Linked DNA regions of Homo sapiens: all the other regions are linked to region 2. A link is a loop called in an ENCODE intact Hi-C map of the cell type or tissue named here. Cell type or tissue: heart right ventricle. All regions are shown on one strand. Region 1 overlaps PDE1A (phosphodiesterase 1A). Region 2 overlaps PDE1A (phosphodiesterase 1A). Region 3 holds the start of PDE1A (phosphodiesterase 1A).

What was found. A loop is a pair of places that touch in the nucleus more often than their neighbours do. Peaks named below come from ENCODE experiments on the same cell type or tissue, not always from the same donor. Only the 100,000 strongest peaks of a DNase experiment are listed, where the experiment ranks them.
Region 1: a loop joins it to region 2, with 1.9 times the contacts of the local background. A loop is called at or near these places in 5 of 110 quality-filtered maps.
Region 3: it touches region 2 in a loop (4-fold over the local background); 7 of 110 quality-filtered maps call a loop at or near these places.

Annotation. Positions count from the first base shown.
Region 1 is chr2:182,370,796-182,375,795 of GRCh38, reverse strand. The region is part of intron 1 of PDE1A (phosphodiesterase 1A); the gene reads left to right. Among named protein-coding and RNA genes, the nearest start is that of PDE1A, 54 kb to the left of the region's middle. In heart right ventricle, no CTCF peak of the experiment used is centred here; a DNase peak (open chromatin) is centred at 2,905; H3K27ac peaks cover 3,340 bases.
Region 2 is chr2:182,237,829-182,242,828 of GRCh38, reverse strand. It overlaps PDE1A (phosphodiesterase 1A), which reads left to right. Exons shown (of 15, transcript NM_001363871.4): 3 at 2,537-2,719. Among named protein-coding and RNA genes, the nearest start is that of PDE1A, 190 kb to the left of the region's middle. In heart right ventricle, a CTCF peak has its summit at 1,877 (motif pointing left); no DNase peak of the experiment used is centred here; H3K27ac peaks cover 615 bases.
Region 3 is chr2:182,424,908-182,429,907 of GRCh38, reverse strand. PDE1A (phosphodiesterase 1A) reads left to right here and starts at 2,872. Exons shown (of 15, transcript NM_001363871.4): 1 at 2,872-3,330. The coding sequence starts at 3,278. In heart right ventricle, no CTCF peak of the experiment used is centred here; no DNase peak of the experiment used is centred here; H3K4me3 peaks cover 3,790 bases; H3K27ac peaks cover 2,783 bases.

The sequences.
Region 1 (5,000 bases), 130 kb before region 2:
GGATGCCCAGGCAGAAGTTTGCTGCAGGATGGGGCTCTCATGGAGAACCTCTGCTAAGGCAGTGTGGAAGGGAAATGTGGGGTTGGAGCCCCCACACAGAATCCCTACTGGGGTACCACATAGTGGAGCTATGAGAAGAGGGCCACCATCTTCCAGACCCCAGAATGCACCTACAGCTTGCACTTTGTGCCTGGAAAAGCCACAGACACTCAATGCCAGCCCATGAAAGCAGCTGGGAGGCAGACAGTACCCTGCAAAGCCACAGGGGTGGAGCTGCCCAAGGCCATGAAAGCCCACCTCTTGAATCAGTGTGACCTGGATGTAAGACCTGGAGTCAAAGGAGATTATTTTGGAGCTTTAAAATTTGACTGTCCTGGAAGATTTCAGATTTTCATCAATTTCTCCCATTTGGAACAGCTCTATTTACCCAATACCTGTACCCCCATTGTATCTAGGAAGTAACTAGCTTGCTTTTGATTTTACAGGCTCAAAGTTGGAAGGGACCTGCTTGTCTCAGAAAAGACTTTGGACTGTGGACTTTTGGGTTAATGCTAAAATGAGTTAGGACTTTGGGGTACTGCTGGGAAGGCATGATTGGTTTTGAAATGTGAAGACATAAGATTTGGAAGAGCCAGGGGCAGAATGATGTGGTTTGGCTCTATGTCCCCACCCAAATCTCATCTCAAATTGTACTCCCATAATTCCCATGTGTTGAGTCAGGGACCTGGTGGAAGATAATTTGAGTAATGGGAGCAGTTTCCCACATACTGTTCTCATGGTAGTGAATAAGTCTCACGAGATCTGTTGGTTTTATGAGGGGTTTCCACTTTTGCATCCTCCTCATTCTCTCTTTGCCTGCTGCCATCCATGTAAGACGAAACTTTCTCCTTGCCTTCCACCATGATTGTGAGGCTTCCCCAGCCATATGCAACTGTAAGTTCAGTTAAACCTCTTTCTTTTGTAAATTGCCCAGTCTTGGGTATGTCTTTATCAGCAGCATGAAAACAGACTAATACAAAAGTGGTAAATCATTGGATTTAATTTGTATTTCCCTTTTGGCTATAGTGATATTGAACATCTTTTTATGTGCTTATTCACCACTTGTGTGTCTTATTTTGTGAAGTGTTTATTCTAGTATCATGTTCATTTTTATTCTATTAATTATTTATATGTAGAAGATTTTAATATGATCTGTATGTAAGACTTATGTCAGATATATGTCTGATGAATTTTTTCTTCTAATTCTTACTTGAATTTTTATTTTCTTAATGGTATTTTTAAAACTGTCTCTTTTAAATAGCAGAAGTTTAATTGTGATGAAGTAAACTTTATCAATTTTCTTTTATGGTTAGTATTTTTGTGTCTCAAGAAATTTTTGCTTGTGCTGGGGTTACAAAGATTTTCCTGTATTTTCTTTTATAAGCTTTATAATTTTATCATTTATGTGTAGGTTTTTGATTCATCTTGAAATAATTCTTATCTATGGTGTGAGGTGGGGGATAAAGTTTATTCTTTCTATATGAATATTCAAGTGTTCATGATGATATTTATCGTAGAAGTACCTATCAGTCTTTGAGAGTTATCTATTTTGATTTGACCCATGAATGTACATATAAATTTTAAATGTCACATATGAAAAAATAATAAGTATATGTTATAAAGAAATTTTGACTAATCATATATGTGGATTGACTAAATTTTTAATTTTTTGAACATTAGTACTTTATCTAATATTTCTCCTCCACCATTCACCAAATACTTGGTAAAAATTTATTGATTAAATAATTGAATGACTGCTGTGGCAAAGCCATTAATATTTATTGTTTTTTGTCCTTTTCTATTTACTGCATATCTTTTTAGTCCCTTTACAACATTTGCACATGATTTGGCAACTCAATGAAGTCATCATGTGAAAATCTGATTTCTTTTCCTGTGATATTAATAACATTTCCTCTTGTTTTCTTGTCATATATCTCCCCCAAGCATTTCTTGTTACATGTATTTTTAATCTGTCCCTGCCTGAATTCCTTCTTCTGCCTTTAAACAAGCTCATGTGAAAAAAAATATTCATTTTTCAGCCTTACTAGTCACTAAATTCTATCCTTTCTCCTTCTTCACTGCTTTACTTCTGTTTCTCAAGTGAAGTGCTATAATACATTTCTAGCAACCTGTGACTTTTTCTATGAGAAATTTGAATGTTTACTTTAAGGAAATTTTATGAAGTAGCCTTATTCTGTTTCAGCTGTGTGAGAACTTTAAAACAATGATTTATTAGAGTTTTAGAACTGCCTTTAAATTTCTGTTTTTAAGCCCACCATGACCAAATCACTTAATGATTAAGTTTTTCCAGTTTTTGAACCTAAGATATGTGGTTGTACTGACATTAATAGATTGTCGAAGAAGTAATTTACACTGTTGGTTTCTCTGCCCTCTCTCCTCCTCCTTTCCTTAGCAGTCCCTTGTCATTTGGCTTTGCCTTCCACCATTTTATTGAAGTTGAAAGTTGTTCTCCTGACAGTACCACATGCAGCCCAGGTCACCCCTGAGGCCATTCCAAAAGAGGCAGATTGGATAGTAATTGGTTCCCCTTCCATTATTATAATGCAGTGTTTGATACTAAACCCCAAGATTCAGGATGCCTGACTCAAGTAAATCATTGAAGCCCCTGTGATGTATTTTTCATTCTAATCTTCTTCACAGACAACCACAGGTAAGAACTGGCATTATGTGAGGTCGTGAAACTGCTCAGCCTCAACAATTTCTCCTTGTCACTACATAGGGTCCCAGTGCACAGGGCTTGGGCCTTTGTCTTAGTCCCTTTTCCTAAGTCATGAGTGGATCCCTGGCCTGCACATTGTTCCTTTATCACTGTCCTTATGACATTTCTGTTTTCTGTGCTGCCTTGTTCCAGCCTGTCCCTCTGTACAGGAAATGGAATTTTGTCTTATGAGTCATCTTGGTGTTTGAGCCTTTTCTCCTACGGGAACACTTCCCAGTGCTAACCGTTGGTCTGCCTCACTCCTGAGCAATCAGCCAGTTCCTGAATTTCTCTGTGTTCTGAATTGCCCCTTAGATTGGTTCTCTAGTATGAATAACTTTGGAATTTGGACCTGAGATTGTGGCATAGCACCCTCTTAAACATTGTACCTTCTCACTCTTCAGGGTCAGACTAGGGGGTGAAATTTGTTTCTCCAGTCCCTATCCTGCCTAGCTCTGAATTCTTCACTAAATTAGAAAGTACTTAAGGAACTGTTGTAATATCAGCAGCATATAACAGTGTTACCTGTTTAATTCTTTGTTGTCACTATTTTTACATCCTGGTCTGTGACATGTTCAAAGTTTTTCTTTAAAATGCCTTTTAAAAGAGAAAATTGAAACCCATTCCCACTTAAATATAGATAAAATGATCACAATTATCATTTTATTTATCAAACAGTTATTGAATTTATGCTATACACCTAACATTTTAGTTAAGATAAATTCCACATTTTTACCAATACTTCTCCCCTATGTAATGTCAAACACAATACCTTCCTCCTCATAGCAGTTATGCAGTAGATGAGTTGTATAAATACAAGAGTTATATAAATAAAAATAAAACCACAGTTTTACTGTATCTTCGGAAAACTCACATTTTGGTATGCAAGTCAAGATATGCACATTTGAAAAAAATTATGCCAATTAACGGTAATAAAAATATATCAGAGTTGGCCAGGCATGGTGGCCCATGCCAGCACTTTGGGAGGCTGAGGTGGACGCATTGCTTGAGCTCAGGAGTTTGAGATCAGCTTGGACAACATGGCAAGACTTCATCTCTACTAAAAATACAAAAATAAAAATAAAAAAAGCCAGGCGTGGTGGTGCATGCCTGTGGTCCTAGCTACTCAGGAGGCTGAGGTCGGAGGATCCCTTGAGCCCAGGAAACGGAGGTTGCAGTGAGCCAAGATGGCATCACTGCACTCCAGCCTGGTGACAGAGTGAGACCCTGTCTCTAAATAAATAAATAAATAAATGTTAATTCATTTTGTAGGTCATTTTAACATTTATCATAAAAGTAAGATAATCATGCATGATTTTTAATGAGGCAAGACATGACTATGTGTTAGGAACACCTAAACAAATGGTTATTACTATCACCTTTGAGAGGAGTCATTTTTATCCTAAAGAGCATCCATGACCTCCCAGATATCCAGTAAACAAATTGTTAGGGAAAAACTTTAAAAATGTCTATTAGGGCAAAATTGTAAATGTGTCAATTCTTCTGCCTATCTGCTGAAACATTGTGGGGCAGTCTGCTTGTACTTTTATTGGGAGCTTTTCATTGCTTGTTGCAATCTTCTCCCTTTGCTCAGCTCCTGAAGTCCTGTTAACAATAAACTTTTATCAGAATAAGTTTTCGTCTCAGGAGACCTGATAGTCATTTTATAAAAATAACATTTCAATTAAAATACTGCTTGGGGAAGTTTCTTCTGGTTTTCTTCTGTTAATAAAACAAAATTTGGCAGGGCCTTGATCTTAAATAGAAACTAATGCCTGTAGGTATTAAAAGAATAATTTAATATGGAAGAAGTCTATATTTAATAAATGTTTATAGTGCATATTTTATAACTACTTTTTTCGTAGTCTTTTTTTAGAACTGTTGTTCTAATATTTTTCAAAGATTTTAGAATCAAATGACATTAAGTTGTGATTCCATCCAGCTGCTGCTTTGGATGGGCTAAGATTTTCTGCCTAGCCTATACCTCTGGGAAAACTTTTTCTTTGTATTTCTCAGATATGTTAATTGATTGCGTTTGAGTAGTCCTCCTCCTCTTTTGCTGTATCTTGTGGTAAGACTTTAGAGCCTCTTTTCGCAGTTTTTCTGAACTTTTTCTTTTTTTCTGGGTCTTTGCTGGAAGGTTTCTGAAGTCTCTAGAAAGATTGTAACTTCAGCATGTTCAATGATAATGCATTCAACGAACTCCTAATCTCCTGCAATCCCATAACTTTTCTGTTTCAAC
Region 2 (5,000 bases):
ATGTGATTATTGGTGCTGGCAAGTCTGAAATTTGCAAAGCAAACTGGCAGGCTGGAAACCCTGGCAGGAGTCATTGTTGCAGTCTTGATTTCAAAGGCGTTCTGGAAGCTGAATTCCTTTCTCTTTGGGGGACCTTAATCTTCTTTCTTAAGGTTTTCAACTGATTAGATGAGGCTTACCCATAATTTAGAGGGTAATCTGCTTTATTCAAAGTCTACTGATTTAAATGTTAATCACATCTAAAAAATACTTTCACAGCGACATTTAAATTGGTGTTTGACCAAACGACTGGCCACCATAACCTACCTATGGTGACACATAAAATTAAACCTCACGGAGGTAGTTGTTGCCTTTTCAAGATTCCCTTTTCAAGTTACACAATAGCATATTCCATGCTCTTCCCTTAACACACTGTCGTCCTTTATTTGTGTGTCCCTAATTAATCCGTATCATTATTTCTCCCTAAAATTATATGCACTTTCTTCTCAGTAGATGACCTCATGCATCACGACTAAGGATTTCCAGCCTCCTAAGTACCACTCTACTATGTGGAATATCCCTTCCATATGCTGGTTTTGTCATGTTTGGTGAGCTCTCTTGGATCATTTATGAGTATAGGACATATAGCCTTAAAGCCATCAACATGAAATTTACTGTGGAGGAATTGGCACCATCAGCCAGGTTTCTGTCATTCTAAGGAGATTAGCTGACAAAACTAGGCTGCAGTGGAATGCTTGGAGCATGGTGACATCACAAGATTACACCACAATGATTCCTATTCCACTTGTTCTACCTACACTGTATCTGATCACTGCATAAGAGATAGTAGAAATGGCATTATCTTTAAAGTAGTGATATTTTCAAGCCATGAAGTTTAGTGACTTGCTGAAATGGGCTAGGGAATCTAATTTCAAATGGGCAAAAAGATAAACAAACTATTTTGCTTTAATTTTCTAGTTCAGTGTTTTAGGGGTAAATCAAAACCATCCAAATGTCAGATCAGAAAGAAAGTTAAAAATCATATAGAGTAAGTATTAATCAGTATTAACATTCAACTCTAAATATTTTTTATCGTTATATGTATACACGTATCTTTGTGACTCCAGAACTTATGTTTATTTTTTATAAGGTATTTCATAAATACATTCATGCTTATTTAATACCATGGAAAATAAATATTGGCAAATGACTTTTCTGCAGGTTTATAGGAAACAGCAGCATATGTGAGAGGTCATTTAAAGGAACATGAAGAGTTCCTCTCCTGCATATTACCTTTTGAGCCTCTCTTTAGTCAGATTGAGTTCTTTGTGGAGACCTCCTGTTTTTTGTCCTTTGTTTTGTCCCTGCTTTTTGAGATGGCCCCTGCCTTGTTTCTGAGGCATTAGCATGTACAACCATCTCTGGCCACCTTCCAACATTAGCTCATAATCGTTAGGCCTAGGTCTGGGCAAAGAGATTTTCAAAAGCAGATGAAACCCAAAGGTTGAAGCTAACATGTGCCAGAGTTTTTAGATTGGTGCACAGATAAGGAAAGAACCAAGTCAAATGGCAGGCAGAGCTGGCCTGTGTTCTTCCTAGAGGCAAAGTTCAACTGTTCTGTAAGCTGTTTCTGTATTTGGTGGGGAGCCTCTGGGATGTTGCCAGTTCAGACCTCTAGGAAGTTCTTGACTGCCGAAGCTGACTGGCCTTAAAATAACGATGTTTCCTTAGTTTCCTCTTTAATGGCAGCTGTTATTACTCAGCAGTCCAGTCAATTTTATCTACCTGGAGCTTATACAGAGCGTGGTCATTGTTTCAGTTCCTATTCACTACCTCACTCACTGGGTTGATTTCCTCAGCCAGCAGCTCTAAACCCATGAGAGCTCCACCCCGTGGTCACCTGAAATGCGCTTTAAACATAATCTATTTGATATCATGTGTTTTCATTTTTTTTTTCACTTTTAAAATCTGTGACATTGATAGAATGGATATCGTTGGGAGCACTTAAGTGGTTATTTTCCTAAAATTTAGAGGTACTTATCCAATGAAGTAGCATCTGTGAATGACTTTTATAAATTGCAAAGCCTAATTCAAATAGCATGTACTATACTTAAGATACACACAAGATTATTAAGTATATGACAACTATTATAGATTCAATCCCCCTTTTTTCTTCCCACTCCAGTTACTTCCTTTAATAGCAGACATCTGTTTATGAATTCACTTCCCTATCTTTCCTTAGTTTTATTCATTATTAGAATAGCACACTAAAGATATTAACAGTCGGTACCTCTAGACTGGTGTATCATTGTGCTGAAATGTTTGGGAAGCTGCAAATGCTCAAGTCTATTCGTTGTTGTCTTCATATGATCAATTTGAGAAATTAAGAGCTTTCCAAATGTTAATGAATTTTTTTTCTTTCTTTAGAGAGTACATATTAAGGAATAATCAGAGAGTGATTGGCTATATTTTAAATCCCATTGCAATCCTTGTTTTTCTGTTATATGTTTTTCTTCACTTTTTTATAAAAAAGTTTAATCTGTATAAATTTTTGTAGAAGACTTCTGGATACTGAAGATGAGCTCAGTGACATTCAGACTGACTCAGTCCCATCTGAAGTCCGGGACTGGTTGGCTTCTACCTTTACACGGAAAATGGGGATGACAAAAAAGAAACCTGAGGAAAAACCAAAATTTCGGAGCATTGTGCATGCTGTTCAAGCTGGAATTTTTGTGGAAAGGTAAGTGAAATTGTTGGTATCTCAAGACAGTAACATTTGAAAGGCAGCAGATACATTCATTTTTTCAAGGGTATGAGCAGTCTATATTTCACTTATTGACGAAAACTGTGATCATAATGATAACTAGAATGAACAAATTTGGGACTTTATGATGAACTTACCTATAACAAAAACACCTGGTCCCGGATGCATTCTTTTTATTTATTTTAAGTTGACATGAAGACTGAAAGCAAAGATTTTTGAATGACCTTTCTCCTCAAATGAACCTTTGTGAACAACTGTTTAAAAACAATTCTGACACATGTATATGTTACACAACTAATTTTACCTGAATAAAATGTAACATTTCATGAAATACATTCTACACTGGGTAGCAATCTACATGTCAAGATCACTTAGGCCTTCCTCTGCCCTAAAGACAGAAGACCATTTGCTTCCCTTCTTTCCATAATGGAGGAAATCTCTCTCATGCTCACTTTTGATAGGTTATTTTTTTTTTTCAACATTTCTGTCACTGAAGCAAGGGATATTTGATGGCCCCTAGAAACGCCTAGTTATATCATCAGAGTTTTCAATGTGAAACACATGCTAATATGACCCAATTTTACATTCTTTCAGCCCTTAAGAATACAGCTTATTTTTTCCATCTAGGAAACAAGATATTTCCTAGAACTAAAACTACAAAAGACTCGCCAAAATAGACATTTTATGTTTGACAGAATTGAAAAGTAGTTATCAGAAATCCCTTAGATTAAAAAATAATTACATGAAATTATATGTGGAATGATTATTTGAATATTTTAGAAACTAATAAAGTTGAGAAACAGAGAAAAATTTTGCCAATATGCCTAAAATTAAATTTTAGAGAAACTGCATTATTTCTCATCTTCTGATATCTCTAGGCATTACCGTTAATCAATATTACAAACTTGAATTTTTTTCTGCTAAAGGGACAGTGGAAAACACATTTGAATTTCTAAAAGTGTAAATGAGAATGCATGGCAACAAATATAAAGCTTAAAGATGGTTAAATACACTGTGCAATTTAAAGAAGATGACTTTTCTCTAGCATCAAATTAAAAATATCTAAATAGTACATCAGAAAATCTGTGAGAGAATCACAGATGAAACATGAGAGTATGTTTGATTTGCTAAAGAAATGTATATTTTGTCTTCTTTGTTTAAAAAAATATTACAGAACTTGGCAAACTGGGAAAAAATGTAAACTGTGGAGGAAGATCAACTGATTTTCCATTTCCATTCAAGAGAAGGTTATAATATATAAAATATCTGAATATGCTAAATTTCAATTTTTTCATATGTTACATAAAACACATTTAGTAGCCTATAAAAGTATAAAATTGTTCTTCAGGTAACTAAATTAGTAAGCAGTCTTTAAGAAATCAATGTGCTAAGAACATATAGAAATAAAGTCTTTTTTAAATCACTGTTGAATCCCCACTAGTAGGTGCATAAAAATAGTGGGACAAGTTTATTGGAAATTTTCAAAAGTAATCATCTTCAATCCTGACAGCTGAAAGTCTACTTGAAGTCTTGTTGCTTCTTCCTTTAAACGCTTCCTCCCAAGATTCAATTCCCTGGCAAGCCCTGGCAATTACTTACCCAAATGCATTCTGAATCCACTCACTTCCTCATCTCCACTCCTGCAACCACAATCTAAGCCTCCACTATCTGCCTTCAGAAATACGACAGTAACTTTCTAACTGGGCTCCTCTCCTCCTAACTTGACCACCCCAACCAAGCCATTCCACAGTGATGTTTTTAGGATATAAATTAGTTCCTGTCATTCTTTTCTTTTTCTTTTTCTTTTTTTTTTTTTTTTGACGTAGTCTGGCTCTGTCACCCAGGTTGGGGTGCAGTGGCGCGATCTCGGCTCCCTGCAAGCTCCGCCTCCCGGGTTCAAGTGATTCTCCTGCCTCAGCCTCCCGAGTAGCTGGGACTACAGGCACCCGCAACCCTGCCTGGCTAATTTTTTTGCATTTTTAGTAGAGACGGGGTTTCAGCGTGTTAGCCAGAATGGTCTTGATCTCCTGACCTCGTGATCCACCCACCTAGGCCTCCCGAAGTGCTGGGATTACAGGCGTGAGCCACCGTGCCCAGCCTAGTTCCTGTCATTCTTAAGCTTCAAACCACCAGAAGGTTTCCCAATTCACTTGAGCCTGGTTAGGTCCCTTTCTGCTTTCTAGCCTCATCTACTGCAACCTTCATCCTTGACTGAACACCTATACCAGCCTGATTTCAATTTCAAGAACATTTCTAA
Region 3 (5,000 bases), 190 kb before region 2:
GAACCTGCAGACCCATGCATTTTCCAGTGCTTGGGATGGCATAATATCAAATGACCTTTTTGCCATTGCATGCTTTGGCACTTGTGTATTACAAACACAGCCAGACTATAACAATGAAGAAAATCAGGAAAAGAAAAGCTTACCTTTTCTCCATGATGCTTAATGGAAAATACCATGACACTCTTAGGGTACTTTTGGTTGGAAAAGTCACATGGGTTGATCTATGTGTTTTGTCACACAAAATGAGTTGGTTAGATGGAATTCTTGGTGTGTTTCAGCTGATTTGTGTTTTAGAAAATTAACATATTTATTGAGCACCAGTTAGGACGATTTCTAACAGCACTGAGTCGGGTAGGGTATGTGTGTGAACGTGTTAGACTAAGTCAGCCTGACTTTGTTTTTCCACAACAGGAAAAATAAAAACACCCTTTCTGACCCCCCTCAGGAAAAAAACTATTCATAATAAATTATAGTCTATTGTATAGAAGACTTGGCCTTTTTATTTATGCCATATATTTTAGTATTTTGCACACTACAGTTGTGTTAATGTAAGGAATATATTTTAGTAATTTAATTAATAATCATGAAATCTTTGTCTTATTGAATACTACATTAAAGTTGAATAAGGTGATAAAGCCAACTTTTTTCCAATGTTAAATTTAAATGTTCTTTGAGAAAAAGCTAATAAAAACATTTAAGAAATATATATTTTTCTTTGTGCCCAGTGAATATTTAATTTACTGGTATCATCTGAATGCTTTATAGGGTCTCAGATTGGTTTTAAATATAGTGCTTTCCATAAAGTGAATCTAAACTTTCTAACTTAATCACAGAAAGAAAAAAGAATATAAACCTAAGGTAATGAAGTATGTTATGGATTTCCTATGATTAACAACTTTCAGATTCTTCAGCTGGTAATCAAGCCTTTGGACTTCAAGCTATATTTCATACTTGCTTGCCGTTTGAACTGTACCTTGGCTAGATGTTTATTAGTATTTATGTTGAGTTCCCTCCATTGTGTTCATGTAGAAATTGTCTCACATTTCCAATTCAAAAGAAGACAAAATGAAAGTTAATTTTTAAAAGTTGATGGGCTTATTATTTTCTTGAATTTTCCCTCAGGAGGAAGATTTATGCTATATTAATGGTAATATAGGTAAACCATGACTACAGAAATTGAATGCTACCCACAAACGCAAAATCCCTCCCAGAAGACCTGTACAATGTGTTATTTCTTATGTGCTTTCCTAAATACAAAGAAAGCCAAAGCATATGGTAATAATAAAGCATCTGCTTCAAAGATCTGTATCTAAGTTTGTTTATACATGGTCAGTATATTTAACTGCTGTATAGCACACATGTGAATTTATCATTGGTACTTATTGATCATAAAGAGAACAGTGACATAGATGTCACTACATAACTATGTAATATCTATATAAATATGTTATACATAATATAAAATCATCTTTTTATTTATAGCTTCCTTATTTATTTATAACAGTACATAATAAGTGTGTAGTTTTTGAAGTATCAGGCATCATAACTTCTATGGCAGTTTCTTTGCAAGAAGCAGGCGAATCAGATTTAGAAATAACATGATAGTACCATTAAAGCTGGAAAGAAATATAGAATTCAATTAATATTATAATTTCATTTTACAAACAAGAAAATGGTCTCAGACAGGTCAAGAAATTTGCCCACAGTGGCCCGGCATATTTGCAATAGAACTAGGACTAGAACCCATTTATTTTATTTTTAGTTCAATGCTCTCATAATGATTACATTTCCTAGTTTGGATTAGAACGGCTCGATAAAATCCATGATTCCCTTATAACTCTCTTCTCCTTCCTTATCTCTCCTCAGGGAGGAAAATAAAAAGGTGATCTTTCTCCCTGGAAGTATTTGGAGAGTGCCAATAACTACAGATAGTATCCTCCTTTGTGACATTTGATCTTTATTTTTATGGATCATTCAACTAAAGGCATGCACGTTACTCATTTTTCCCTTTTTATTACATGTATATATTAAAAACATTCTAATCATGCTTTGAAATGATTTAGTTTATTACAAATCTCTGACCTGGAATCTTATGACATTATTGACTGAATAGGAACTTTGTTAGTGATTCAGATACAGGAAGGTCTCCAAAATAAGTTACATTAAAATACGAGCATTCCCTTTATCTGGAGCTAGAATAAGAGTTCCCGCAGTGTAAATCTGTCTTCTAAAAGAAAACAATTTTTAATATCATTTATTTTCAGCTGTTCACAAATTCTTTTATACCTTCTTTTCTTTCCTTTTACTTTTATAAATCCAAATTTCATCACATAATATATAAACCATAGGCTCCCAGGCACTTTGGAGGGGCTTTTTGTTAAAAAAAAGCATGTGGATGTGTGTGTGTGTTTCCATCTCTTTTTTGCAAGAGATGTTTCCTCTTAGTTGGAAACCACATTTGGGTACAGACATCTGGGTATAATGTCACCAGTAGAAATTAGCAATTTTTGTTTTTCTAACTTTTGTAGCTCTGGTCAGCTTCGCATGGGCTTCTATCAGTTGATATGGCATCTTCAACTTCAGCCAAGAGGAGGTTATTAGATTATAAGTGCTAAAAATGATGAGTCGTCTCCACACTTCAGCCAGCATGAATACAAGCAAGATTGTAAAATAATTATAATCTGAAGCAGAGCCAGCCATGCAACCCGAGCCTATCTTTCTTCATTAATTTGTATACAGTTCTTATTTTAAGAGAACAAACTTTCAGAGGGTACTCACATGGGGCTGCTGAACCAGCTGTACAACTTTTATTTTGAAGAAAAAAAGTTGAGCCTCAGAACAGTCTGTTTTAAAGACAGGGAGGGACTTAGCCTTTCGGAGCTTGACCAGCATGTGGAAGGAGAGCTCTCATGGCTGCAATAACTTAGGGAGTTCCTACCTGGATGACACTGGGGTAGGAAGTTTTCTGTTTGTTTTGTTCTGTTTCGGAGGGTCCCGTGCACTTCTCTTGCCTGGATCAACGTGACTCTTGGTGGTTTTTGCACACCCTGCTCTGTGGGGGAGTGCCCCAACGTGCCTGTCTTATGTGGCCTCTATGGACACACTGCTCAGCTGGCAGAGAACAGGGAAGTTTTCTCCCAGCACCCAAAAAGAGAAAGAGGAAACTACTTTTTCTTTCTGGGCTCCTTGCAGCACAATAGATCAGGATAAGCTTCCACATTTCCTCTCTGGAGTTTCTGGAGTGGTTTCCAGGAAGAAGTTAAACCTTCACCTTTAAATGGATGACCATGTCACAATCAGGAAGAAACATCTCCAAAGACCCATCTTTAGGTAAGTAATGCTACATCGCAGGTGGCTCTAGGGCTGTCAGGAACAATAGTTTCTCCCTTCATCCTTAATTTGGGGATTCTGCCACTAAGCTACAGCAGAGCAATCAAGAGTGCTTAAAGTTTAACTTCAGGCATACTGAGGGAGCCTTTTTGTTTTCTGTTTTCTGAAACTTTGTGCACAAACTCTTATCAACTCCTGAAAATACATTTTACAAAATCTTAACTATTCAAACACATAAGTGACATAGTACTGGAAAAACTTTGGAAACGTTATGCAATCTCTAGCTGTTTCTGTAGGCTGTTGCACAGCCCTCTAAATAGGAAACGTTGTGCTTAGTTCTTTCAACTGATTACAGGCAAGGGCAGTGTTTCAGTGCTGTGAATACTACACCTTTCTGGAGTGAAGTGTCGGGAGATAAATTTGAACTTGATAGCTACTTTACTAGAGTGCACATTTTACAGCTCGCTCAGGAATATCAGACCAGCAGTTAAAGAAACAACAGGGTGATAGGAAAAATTTTACACTGTGGTGGAATCTGTGACCAGGCAAAATGTAGATACAGTATAATGGATTGAGCTAAAGTTTAATTTTGGAGGGAGGTACACCCTTTCTTTAAGAAAGCAGCTGTTTCTTCATTGACTCTTTAATTCTGGATTCTTTAGTTACCTATTATGTACTTTAGAATTTAAAATAAAAAATAATTTAAAAGTATCTAGAAATTGAACCCTATTTTTGCCCCTCAAAACAGAAGATTTTTAAGAAAGTCAGTTATATATCAGTTTTGTCTTTCCACAAAATAATATTCTAGATAAAGCAGAGATACTACATGTTAGCAATGTTAAGGTCAAGTTGCAACCACTGGTTTTTGTCTGGAATTAAATACAGGATGATAAAACGTATGAGCAAAATTTCTCTGTGGTTTCTACATAATGAATGAGTAGACCTCGAGGAATATAATTATATAAAATGTGGCCATTTTTACTGATTAAACATCATTACTGAATTATTAATAGCAACATTATACCTTTGTAATGCTTAAAACAAGATGTTAGCTTGAATCTGTTTTAAAGTCTTCCTTTGAACATAAATTATATTTAAATTCATATATATGGATTTAATATTACTATCCCCCTCTACTTAAATATGTTTTTGTGTCTTATGCAATGATGTTGGTAAATAACCAAAAATCTAAAATGACCCCCAAAATATATTCACCTACCATATTTCCTAAAAAGTTCTTCCAATTGTATGTAGTATCTATATTCTCCCAAGTGCACGTGCGACTTCAAAAAGGTATGATAGTTGCCCAGATGATTCTAAACTCAACACCAGTGAGGCACAACTCACAGAGGGCACCCACAGCAGTTTGGAAAGGCAAGGTTGTGTTGGATAAAATCAGATCCACCTAGCCATCATCTTTATTGTATTACCCCTTTGGAGAGCTGTGGGGATTGAAGCAGGTGGTTTTCACCACTGATTTATGCCAAATCCTCATTTCTTCCTAATTAATTAATTATATGCTTAGGTGCTATGGGGAAGGTGGATTGCAACTTAACTGCACTTCTGTGCTTATTTATGTAAAAAATAGAACTTTGTGGAAGCTGAGATTCTTTGCCCAGATAATTAGAATAAAATTTGTTAAATTCAAGTGATTTGCTTCATGATCCTGG